2 separate regions of the Homo sapiens genome follow, and region 1 is linked to region 2. A link is a contact called in ENCODE Hi-C or POLR2A ChIA-PET data. All regions are on one chromosome and are shown on one strand. The core of a region is the stretch at or near the end of the contact, and the rest is flanking DNA. Distances in the headings are between cores, read along the strand shown. Region 1 holds the start of ZNF805 (zinc finger protein 805). Region 2 holds the start of TSEN34 (tRNA splicing endonuclease subunit 34).

What was found. A loop is a pair of places that touch in the nucleus more often than their neighbours do. ChIA-PET counts read pairs that join two places held with the same protein, here RNA polymerase II (POLR2A). Pooled maps may share reads with other maps.
Region 1: a loop to region 2 is called in a pooled map, with 8 times the contacts of the local background. The contact joins the promoter of ZNF805 here to the promoter of TSEN34 in region 2. A Hi-C loop is called at or near these places in 3 of 50 pooled maps. POLR2A ChIA-PET finds 5 or more read pairs at or near these places in 2 of 52 experiments (HepG2 and activated T-cell).

The regions. Positions count from the first base shown.
Region 1 is chr19:57,238,603-57,244,498 of GRCh38, reverse strand. It overlaps ZNF805 (zinc finger protein 805), which reads right to left and starts at 3,867. Exons shown (of 4, transcript NM_001023563.4): 1 at 3,578-3,867; 2 at 450-576. The coding sequence starts at 3,607. RefSeq lists a silencer at 3,570-3,639 and enhancers at 3,760-4,029, 4,050-4,269.
Region 2 is chr19:54,190,050-54,196,213 of GRCh38, reverse strand. TSEN34 (tRNA splicing endonuclease subunit 34) reads right to left here and starts at 4,906. Exons shown (of 4, transcript NM_001077446.4): 1 at 4,607-4,906; 2 at 4,250-4,493; 3 at 3,841-4,098; 4 at 1,682-3,039. The coding sequence starts at 4,849. The coding sequence ends at 2,852. RefSeq lists enhancers at 3,454-3,970, 5,939-6,164 and a silencer at 4,815-5,016.

The DNA.
Region 1 (5,896 bases), core at 2,618-5,117, 3.0 Mb before region 2:
TGGCTCACACCTGTAATCCCAGCACTTTGGGAGACCGAGGCGGGCGGATCACCTGAGGTCAGGAGTTTGAGACCAGCCTGGCCAGCATGGTGAAACCCCATCTCTACTGAAAATACAAAAATTAGCCAGGCATGGTGGTGGGCACCTGTAATCCCAGCTTCCCAGCTACTTGGGAGGCTGAGGCAGAAGAATCGCTTGAACCTGGGAGGCGGAGGTTGCAGTGACCCGAGTTCGTGCTAATGCATCCAGCCTGGGTGACAGAGTAAGACTCCCTCTCAAAAAAAAAAAAAAAAAAAAAAGGAAGAGGTGAGTGTTGTAGAAAATGACTGAATTTGTGGGAAGGAGGCAAGGCCAGTAAGAGAGGACTTCTTGACCCATCAGGCCTGGAGTCAGAGGGTGGAACGAAGGAGGTGGCAGATCCCCTGCATGGTGGAGGGGGAAGGCCTTACCCAGAGATACCAGGAGCCCACAGTTTTCCAGCATCACCTCCTGGTACAGGGTCCGCTGAGCTAGGTCCAGCTGGCCCCACTCCTCCTGGGTGAAAGTCACAGCCACATCATCAAAGGTCACAGACACCTGAAATGTCAAATAGAGGTAGTAGAGTTTGCTGTGGGACTATTGCATGTGCTTTGCTGGAAAAGGTGCAACAAGATCAAGGCCCAAGTCACTGAGGGCCTCCTGAGGGCCTAACTTTGTACCAGGCTGAAGGAGGAAGGCAGACATTGCTTTGGACAGATTACTGTAATGTAAAAGAGAAAAGCCTCCTATATAGGAGCCATCAAAGAATAACAGAAGACAATGGCAATAACTCGTGGATGGCGAGATGTAGACAATTAGAGTTCGAGGACCTCAAAGAAATGAGGAAATAGTGACAATAATAATAGCAATAATGTTGACAACCACAGTGCCTGAGCCTCACTGGTCCAGCTCATGCTGAAGCTTCATGTTCTGTTTTAAAGCAACTACAAGTCCCAAACTCTGAAGTCAGACTTCTCAAGTTTGAATCCAAACTCCTGAAACTGACACTTGCCAGTTTTGTGACCTCAGGGACCTCATTTATCTCTGCCTCAATTTTCAGATGAATACAGAATTCCCATTTTCCCAATAACAGACATGAGTTATTCAGAGCTTACTGGACTTTGGGATTTTATTAATCCTCCCACAGCCCCTGAAGTATTACTAAACACCACCGCCAATCACCTCCATGTCACAGTCACTGACCTGAGGCTAAGGGAGCTCCACAGATTCTCCTAGTCTTTTGTGTTTTCTGTTTGTTTGTTTCAGAGACAGGGTCTCACTCTATTACCCAGACTGGAGTGTAATGGCATGCTCAGAGTTCACTGTAACCTTGAACTCCTGGGCTCAAGCAATCCTTCTGCCTTAGCCGCCCAAGTAGCTGGGACTACAGGAACGCACCACTGCGCCCAACTATTTCTTTTTGGTAGAGCTGGGATCTTGCTATGTTGCCCAGGCTGGTCTCGAACTCCTAGCCTCAAGTGATCCTCTCACCTCAGCCTCCCACAGCACTGGGGCTACAGGTGTGAGCACCAAGTTCAGCCAGAGTTTTACATGTTATAAGCATGATTTATATATAAGAGACAGGATTTTAACCCAGGTCCCTCTGCTTCAGGGTTTAATACTGTGACCCCAATAATCCTCCACCACCCACGTGAATCTACTATAATACAGTTGTGAAGCATTTCTACATATTTTTGCTATTTAATCTATTTTAGCAGCTCCTGAAAATATCCCCAAGATGTGGGCAAAACCCTCATCACCAAATTCACAAGTACCAAATGCCTGACGAGGGGCAGTGCCTGGACCAGCTCATCCTCTCCCCTGGACCCCAGGGAGATTGCATAATGAACCATTAGCCTTTTCCTTCCCTGAGTCCTGCCAGCAGGTATCCCTAAGGCCAGTGTGCTTCAGGACCAGAAAACTCAAGTGGCTGAAGATAATGCAGGCTGTGGTCATGAGAACCCAGGCTTATGACTGGCCAAAATGCCCTATAGGCTGAAGGCAGGACGAACATCCAACAAAAGACCACAGGATTTTGCCCTTCCAGGCCATGTCTCAGCAGGTGGGGATGGGGGGAACCATGGTAACCTCATAAGTCCTCTTGGACCTCCTTAAACAACCAACACACTTTGCCTTTGTCTACACAGTCCTCTCTAGTGGAATGTCTGCCTTTCGCTTCCAATGGCCACTGTGACTTGCTGGAAAGACTGCAAAGTTCACCTCAGGGCTTCTCAGCCAACTGTCTGTAAAAACAAAGGCTCTGGTGGTCCACACGCTAAATATGAGTTTGTTACTTAAGTGCTATGTGACTTTCAGCAGGTAACTAAACAGGTCGGAGTCTTGACCTCCTCTTGTGTACAGCAGTGTTTATAATAGAATGTCACTTTAAGGAGATCAGGATTAAATGAGATGATAAATAATGCCCATTTCTCAGTTCACATCAAGGACTCAATGAAGGCCAACCGTTACAGTTCTTGTGTTATTATTTATGCTCTTTGTCCCCACAAAATCCTTTAAGACCTCAACTCAGTAGGTGTCTAAAACTTTGCCAGATTCTCTATACAAAAACGCTAGACCAAGGGCAGGTGAGAAGGGGACTACTTTAGTCTGAACTGCCATGAAAGGCCGCTTTAAAGAAGTGACATTTGAGCAGAGCCAACAAGATGTGAAAGGGTCTTGCAGAGATCTGAGGATAGTGTCTGAGGCTGAATGAACTGTAAAGGTGAAGGCTGAGGGGTAGGAAAGAACTCTGCGTGATCAGATTGATATGTCTGAAGGGCTGAGCCAGGGAGGAAAGGAAGGAAACAAGGACAGAGGTGGTCAGCCATAGTGGACCTGTGTCTGAAGCGCTGAGCCAGGGAGGAAAGGAAGGAAACAAGGACAGAGGTGGTCAGCCATAGTGGACCGGGTAGGGACTTGCAGGCCAAGGCTGAGTTCGGATGATGTGTGTGACGGGAGTCCCTGGAGTGGAACTTCATCCATCCTTCAAGCAATTATTAAGCAGCTTTCAGAGGCCTGACACTTTAGCAGTGGAAAGCTGCAGAAGGGCTAACTAGAAGTGGGGCATCGTATGTGATTGGTTAGGCTGAGCACGTATGGCTTTCTCTGCTTGGTCCTCTTTTGGAGGCGGAGGCAAAAATTAGAACAGTCAGTTACAAATCAAGTCCTATTTGGGGCCTACTGTTCCAGGAGTTACCGTTTAGCCTCCTGAAATGTCACCAGAGAGTAATCTAGCTCCTTGCAAGACTAACTTAAGGCAGACTGGCTTCCAGAGTAGTTTATTGCAGAACAGGAGGCTGGTTTCCTGGGCAGGTTGCTACAAAAAAATTGTACGTCACAGCCCTATAATCGATGTATAGTCTGCCTACTGTCCGCTTCAATATTCAGTCTCTCAGGTACTACCACGACAGGAGATAAACTAAGTGACGAGCCTGCTCCACGTTTCGTAAACAAACAAAACTACAAAGAGGAATCCTGTGGCTGTCTTGGCTTCCGGCCTGCCCAGGAGGCTTCCCCGAACTAGCAGAAAAGCAGCAAGGCCGAAACCTTGTCCACTCACCTGCGCCGGGTCCGTCAAAGCCATCGCCATACCGGGACCCTGTGGCCCTAGCGGGGCGGGGGCTGCGGCGAGCAGGGCGGGTCTCGCGGGCTCAGCCGAGCCCCACCCCTTCCCTGCGCCGGGCCCGGTGACCTTGGCTGACAGTCAAACTCTCTCGTTACGGGGAGGCTCACGGTTCGCTCCGAGACGCGGAGGTCGCTGTCGGCCTCCTACCTGCTCATTTCCCCAGCGCCGCCAGGGAGGCGGCCACGGAACACCGCCCCCTCCCTAGAGCCGGCGTGGACGGAACCGTCGCTCCCAAATTACGTCCCATCCAAATGCCGGAAGTCCCGCCCCAAGCTTCGCAACCCACAGGAAACGCCCCTGTCCTGGACCATCATTGGCCCCAGGGCCCGCCGTCGCACCTGGCAATGCCTTGTAGTTAATGTAGTTTTTCTCTACAAACCACCTGCAAAGGGGACAGATCCTGAGCCGGCAGGCCTCGGTGTAAAAGTCGCAGCGGGCCTACAGCCCGGCTCAGACCTGCCTCTGTCCTGGGGGCACAACTCGGAGGCCAGGGACCAAGCGCGAGACCGTCCATTCTTGGCCGGAGGAAATCGAGCCCCAGGAGTCAGGGACATTTGCCAGGGTCAGGGCCAGTGCAGAGACCCTGGACCAGGCTCCGGACTCTGACTTCCACCTTGCATTATTTCCCCTCCGGATCCTCTTATACAGATCAGCGGGCAGTCAGAGTAACCAAAGGGGGACGTCGGGCGGCGCGATGCCTCAGGCCTGGGATCCCAGCGCATTGGGAGGCCAAGGGGGGCGGATCGCTTGAGCCCAGGAGCTCAAGACCAGCTTGAGCAACATAGGGAGACTACCAAAAAAAAAAAAAATTTTTTTAAAATAAGCTGAGTGTGCTGGCGCACACCTGTGGTCCCAGAAGTCTGTGGCAGGAGGATCGCTTGAGGACAGGAGTTTGAGAACAGTCTGGGCGACAGAGCGAGACCTCATTGGTACCAAAAAAAAAAAAAAAAGAAAAAGAAAAGAAAAAAAATAGAGCGCGGTGGCTCACGCCTGTAATCCCAGCACTTTGGGAGGCCGAGGCGGGTAGATCACGAGATCAGGAGATCGAGACCATCCTGGCTAACACGATGAAACCCCGTCTTTACTAAAAATGCAAAAAATTAGCCGGGCGTGGTGGCTGGCGCCTGTAGTCCCAGCTACTCGGGAGGCTGAGGCAGGAGAATGATGTGAACCCGGGAGGCGGAACTTGCAGTGAGCCGAGATCGCGCCACTGCACTCCAGCCTGGGCGACAGAGTGAGACTCCGTCTCTCTCTCTCTCTCTCTCTCTACTTATATATACATATATTTATATATACATATATACATATATACGTATATATACATATGTATATATACGTATATATATGCACATATATATTTATATATATATTTATATATATATTTTTTGAGACAGGGTCTCGCTCTGTTGCTCAGGCCATAGTGCAGTGGCGCGATCACAGCTCACTGCAGCCTCAAACTCCAGGGTTCAAGTGATCCTCCCACCTCAGCCACCCAAGTAGCTGGGACTGCAGGCACGCACCACCACGCCCAGCAAATTGAGGGTTTTTTTGTTTTGTTTTGTAGTTTTTGTAGTCAGTTTCACCATGCTGCCCAGGCTGGTCTTGAACTCCTGTGCTCAAGTGATCCACTCACCTTGGCCTCCCAAAGTGCTGGGATTACAGGCATGAGCCACAGCATCCAGCCTACTCAAAAAAAATTTTTAATTAGCTGAGCATTGTGGCACACCCCTGTAATTCCAGTTACTCAGGAGGCTGAGATGGGAGGATCTCTTGAGCCCAGGAGGTCGAGGCTGCAATGACCTGTAATTGCACCACTGCACTCCAGTCTGGGCAATAGAGCAAGACCCTGTCCAGCTGGGACATGTTGCAAATGCATTGTCTCTCTTGGGCCTTCTTTGGCCAAGCTTGGTCTTCACATGGTCCAGCAACTTTTGCTTTAGGTATTGGCTGAGAGCCCTGGTAGAGTAGATTTGACATTCCTTAACGTGGGGAGTCTTGGACTGGGTGAGCTCATGACTCCAACTTTAAGCATGATCAGTTTGAAATGTCTGTATGACCACAGAGTGTCTGTGTCACAGCAGTTCAATCTCTGACTGAATATTGGGAGAGAAGTTGTGCCTGGACATAAAAATCTGGAAGTTTTTGGCAAACACTGTTATTTCAAGTTATGATACTGGACAAGACCATGAAAAAAAATGAGCATAGATGGAGAAAGGAATGGAAAGAGGTGAACATTGTTAAACAAAAATTACA
Region 2 (6,164 bases), core at 3,657-6,156:
TGGATCACAAGGTCAGGAGATCGAGACCATCCTGGCTAACATGGTGAAACCCCGTCTCTACTAAAAATACAAAAAATTAGCCAGGTGAGGTGGCGGGCGCCTGTAGTCCCGGCTACTAGGGAGGCTGAGGCAGGAGAATGGCGTGAACCTGGGAGGCGGAGCTTGCAGTGAGCAGAGATCGCGCCACTGCACTCCAGCCTGGGCGACAGCGAGACTCCGCCTCAAAAAAAAAAAAAAACAAAAAAACAAAAAAAAAACGATGATTCTGGCTGCTCTGTTGAAAACAGACAACAGAGGGGCAAGAATGGAAGGCAGGGGATGAGTTAGGAAGCTATCAATATCAAATGAGCCATGGTTTGGTTTTTCTAAGATACTGGCAGTGAAGGTGGAGGGTGGGGCCTAACTGTGGATCCACAGTGCTTTGAACATGGCACCTATAGAATTTGTTGACTGACAACATGGGGGGACACCAGTCACAAAAGTTTTTTTTTGTTTGTTTGTTTTAAATAGAGATGAGATGAGGTCTCACTATGTTCAGCCAAGGCTGGTCTCAAACTCCTGAGCTCAGCGGCTCAACTGATCTTCCCACCTTGGCCTCCCAAAGTGCTAGGATTACAGGTCTGAGCCACCACATCTGGCCACAGGAGTTTTAAATGAGGAACTTTTCAGAGGAGAGACTCATGACAGAGGGAATGAGACTTCTAAGTACTTTGTTGTAGAGAGGAGAAAGGGTGGAGAATAGACTTACAAAGCCAATTATGAAGCAGGCACAAAGAGAGTATTGGCCAGACAGGGGTTAGCGTCATTTTTTTTCTTTTCATTTTTTTGAGATGGAGTTTAGCTCTTGTTGCCCAGGCTGGAGTGTAGTAGTGCGATCTTGGCTCACTGCAACCTCTGCCTCCCGGATTCAAGTGATTCTCCTGCCTTAGGCTCCTGAGTAGCTAGGAGTACAGGCGCATGCCACCACGCCCGGCTAATTTTTTTTTTTGTATTTTTAGTAGAGATGGGGTTTCACCATATTGGCCAGGCTGATCTCAAACTCATCTGCCCACCTCAGCCTCCCAAAGTGCTGGGATTACAGGTGTGAGCCACCACACCTGGCCCAGTGTCATATTTTAAATTAATCTAAACTTACAGGAAATTGAGATTCTATGAAGTCTGTTTACTGGGAATGGCAAGAAAGAGGGGAGATGGGAGTCTCTCTAAACCTATTCTGGTTCCAGAGGCTGCTCAATTCACACAAAAAAGAGAAAGAATGAAACATGGGGGGAAGAAATGGAAGAACTAGAGGTGGAGACTTTCAGCCCCAGAATTTTACCATGTGGAAGTTTTTGTTTGTTTTTGTTTTTTTGAGACAGTGTCTAGCTCTGTCGCCCAGACTGGAGTGCAGTGGCGTGACCTTGGCTCACTGCAACCTCCACCTCCCAGATTCAAGTGATTCTCCTGCCTCAGCCTCCGGAGTAGCTAGGATTACAGGCGCCCGCCACCACGCCCGGCTAATTTTTGTATTTTTCATAGAGGCGGGCCATGTTGGCCAGGATGCTCTGGAACTCCTGACCTCATGATCCGCCCGCCTTGGTCTCCCAAAGTGCTGGGATTACAAGCATAAGCCACCACGCCCAGACTCACCATGTGAATGTATTACACTGACAAAATAAACGTGACAAAATAAAACTGCACATTGATAAGATAAAGGTGTAATTATTGGAATAGTGGTAGTGTTCTAGTACTTTCTTAAGCAAAAACATGGGTAAATGATTTCATAAGTGCAAATTTTTTACAAATACATGTGTTTTAGCTTTTATAAAAATTGCAGAATATAACACATCCAAAAAAGAGTCTAAAATATAAATATACAGTATCAAAAAAATTCACCACTACCCAGGCCATGAAAAAGCAGAACGCCTTCCAGAGTCCTTCCTTTCTCCCCAGGCTCTGAACTCCTAAAATTACAATACTCATTTCCTTTCATAATATATATATATATACACACACATATATATACATACATGTGTGTATATTTACATATATACACACACACATATATATATTTTTTGAGACAGGTTCTTGCTCTGTCTCCCAGGCTGGAGGGCAGTGGTGCAATCACAGCTCACAGCAGCCTCAACTTCCCAGGCTCAAGGGATCCCTGGCTAATTTTTTTTTAAATTATTTTTTGTAGAGACTGGGTATTACAATGTTGCCAGAGCTGGTCTCAAACTCCTGGGCTCAAGCGATCCCCCTGCCTTGGCCTCCAAAAGTTCTGTGGGATTACAGGTGTGGGTCATCGTGCCCAGCCTATATTTTTATTTATAACGTTTGTATGCATCTGGGAAATTTCATAGAAATCTTTTCAAAAGGAAGTTTAGTGAGGTAGAAAGAGTGCAGATTTAGGAGTCAGAAAAACCAATTTTGAAAGGCCAGGCCTGCTATTTACTAAGTGTGTGACTTTGGGCAAGTCAGTCCCCCTCCTCCAGGCCTTTTTCTCACCTGTACATGCAGATGAGACCATCCACGGGTTCCAGGACTGTCGCAAACATTCAAATCATGAACATTTATATACCAAGTTTATTGAGACCTCCTGAGACTTAAACCCTGTAGAAAACAGATGAATCAAACCCAGGCCCCATTCTCGGGAAGCTCACAGTGTGAAAATAGGTAACTACAAAAACACAGCCAATAAGTGCTTTGAAACAAGGAAGAACATAAAAAAGATGTAGTGTTCGAAAACCTGGAATCAAAAACTAACCGCGGAGAAAGGTAGGAGGATGTTCTAGACTCCCAGAGAAGAGCTGGGGAACATCCAGAAAGGCTCTTGCTGCCGACACAGCCACATCCCCTAGGTCTCTGGAGTTCACTGCAGGCTGGCCCATTGCAGGGAGGTGTAGACCACCTTACCATCAGGCTGCGGAGAACAGAGGAGCAGGGTCTTTCTGACGCTGGTTCCAAGGCGCCCAGCAGCAACCAGGTCTTGGAGTGGGATGGTGTCCTCAGGGGCCCAGCACTGAGCGATATAATGGGCGTGGAAGCGGAGGGGGTCACCTGGGGGAAGGAGAGAGGCACTGAAGCAGTGACCAATGGCAGACGGCTGGACGCCACGGGAACGACCACTGGGAGGAGATCTGAGATCATTTCAGCCATCACTATAGATACTCTAAAACAGATGCTCTTGGACACAACTATTCCACTTCTAGGCTTTTTTTTTTTTTTTGAGACAAAGTCTCGCTCTTGTCCCCCAGGCTGGAGTGCAATGGCACGATCTTGGCTCACTACAACCTCTGCCCCCTGGGTTCACATGATTCTCCTGCTTCAGCCTCCCGAGTAGCTGGAAATACAGGCACCCACCACCACGCCCAGTTAGTTTTAGTATTTTTAGTAGAGATGGGGTTTCACCATGTTGGCCAGACTGGTATCAAACTCCTGACCTCAGGTGATCCACCTGTCTTGGCCTCCCAAAGTGTTGGGATTACAGGCGTGAGCCATTGCGCCCAGCCTGATGTCTAACTACTTCTAAGTGAATCTTCTGGATCACAGTAATCATTTAATAAAAGTCGTTAAACTGCTTGCCCAATGAGTTCGGGAGCTCCCAAATGTTTCCTGTCTGTCTATGAATTTCAGAGGCTAAGAGAAAGTGAGACAAAAAAGAAAAATGCAGCTGGGCCTATAATTCCAGCACTTTGGGGGGCCGAGGTGGAAGGATTGCTTGAGCCCAGGAATAGGGACCAGCCTAAGCAACAAGAGACCCCACCTCTATTAAGACAAAAAAAAAAAAAAAGAAAAACGCAGAATACATTGGGATCGTATGGAAAGGCACAGCAACCAGAGGCCCCAACCCATACTCACCAGGATAGACCAGGAAGTCACCTCCGAACTTGCCAGCCGCACTGAGGAAGAAGCCTCGCTCCCACAGGTCTCTGTAGATACTGTAGCGCAGCTCGTGGGCAGGGCGGCCGGCGTGGGGCCAGTCTTTAGACTGGACACGCCAGTCCAGGGGCCTGGCCTTGACCGGTCGAGGCCTGGCAGTGGCCAGCTGGACAAGGAGAGCAGATCTGGGCAAGGGGGCTACCCCATTTGAGGGTCCTGCTTGGGAAGACGAGGGGCCTGGTGGGGAGTACAGAGAAGAGTTTGGTAAATTCAAGGGGTAAAGTCTTCTCACCCTCAGGGAGACCCAGGCACTGGATTCCCAGCTAAAATTCCTAAAAGATCTCTCCTCTCCTTCCCGTGGTCCCTGGACTCCACCTCCCATGCTCACCAGCTTCCTCCTGCTCTCCCGAAGCCTGGCCATCACTGGTCTCATCCTCTTTGGCAGCCTGGCTCGAGCCGGCCTCCTGGCTTGAGCTGGCCCCTGAAGCCTGTTCTAGTTTCTGCTTCTTAGCAGCCTGGCCCTCCGTAATCTTCTCCAGGAGCTCCTGACGACGGGTCTCCCGGGCCTCAGCTGCCAAGGCGCTCTGCTCCTGGAAGCTCTCCTCTTGCTGGCGCTTGAAGGATGTCAGGGCCTGAGAAGCACACTTCGCTGGAACCTCCAAGCTTATGGTCCCTTCAGAAGCCAGGAAACTTGACTCCCAGGTCCCGCTCCCACCGAACCCGAGTTCGAGCCCCGCCCCCTTACCAGGCTGTGGTGCCGAGAGTCTGGACGCGGGGCGCTGACCAGAGTCACGGCGCCGATCTCGGCCAAGAGCCGCGCCTCTTCGGGCATCAGCAGCAGCGGGAGGCCCAGGCGCGAGTTCTGGCGGGGCCCGCGGGGCAGGGCGCCTACCGTGCGGCCCCCCACACCCAGGCGCTCCCGGAGGGCCTGCACCGCCTCGGCTCCCCACACCAGGGAGCGGCCGTTCGCCACCTCCACCACCAGCATCCTCCTGCGGGAGCCGGGAGGCAAAGCAGTTACCGAAACAGCTGCGCGCCGCGGACCGCTGCAGCGCACCCAAAGCCTCCGGGGTCTCGGCGAAGCCCCGCCCCTAGGCCTCAGGGGGCGGGGCCTCGCTCAGCCGCCGTTCACCACCTGCTGGGCCCGAGCGCCAGGCCCCGCCCCCGGGCGATCCCACCAGGCCTCGCGGCCGCCGGAGACGAGACGCCGGAGACAAGCCCCCGACCCTCTCCCCTCGCCAAGCCCCCAGGGTCCCGCTCTACCCTTGTGACCCTGCGGTCGGCACCCGCTCTGTGCCCGCACTGCCGTACCTACCATTGCGCCTTGGAGCGTGAAAAACAAACCTCCGCAAGCGCGGCGACACGCCCCCTTACAAAGGTCCATTTTGGCACCACCCTCTTGCAAAGTGGGCGTCCCCCTTCGGGTGTTCCCGTCAGCGGTCAGAAGCTCTGGAGGCTAAGGCACCGCCGAGGCCACACCCTCTTCCGGACGCTCGAGCCTTCGCTCCTCCTCTTTCCGAACGACTGTGATTCGGCTTTCGGACCTCCTCGCTCTCAGACTCCCACAGTACAAAACCCTGCCCCCTCCCGAGCACAGGAAGTTCGGCGTTCGGGCGTCCTCGGCTCCACCGAATCCGCAGCCCCGCCCCCTTCTCGAACGCCAGCAATTTGACGTTCGGGTGTTCTCGGCTCGGCCGAATCCGTAGCCCCGCCTCCTCCCGGACGCAATAGGTTCGGCGTTCGGGCGTCATCGGCTCCCGGCAGCCTCGCGGCCTGTGGCCCCGCCCCCTCCGAGCGCCAGCGCACCCCAGTTGGGGAGTTCCCGCCCTACGACCGAACCCCACAGCCGAAAGCCCCGCCCCCTGGACACCCGCCGTCCACTCTCCGCTCGGGCGGGCTCACCCCAATTGGGAGCGCTCAGTCCGCCTCCTTGCCTCCCTTCAGAATGTCCCACTGTCCACCGATAGAACCAGCGAGTCACCTCATAAACAGTAATTCGCAGTCGAGGTGGAGCCACCCACTGCGCACCGCGCCACGCGCTCCTTGCTCCACCCCCTCATGCCGACACCCTCGTCAACTTCGTCATCCCGCCCCATCAGCGCCGCGGGAAGTCAGGTCCCGCCCCTCGCAGGACCGAAGCCCCGCCCTCCTCCCGCGGGGGCCACCTTGGCTCCGCCCCACTGAGCGCACCTCCCTCTGCCGCTTCCTCTCCTCTACTTGGGAACTTGAGGATCGTCATCCTGGCCCGGTCCCGTAGGCGCACGCCGGCCCTCGGGGTTCCGCCCCTTTGAGGGCAAGTCGCT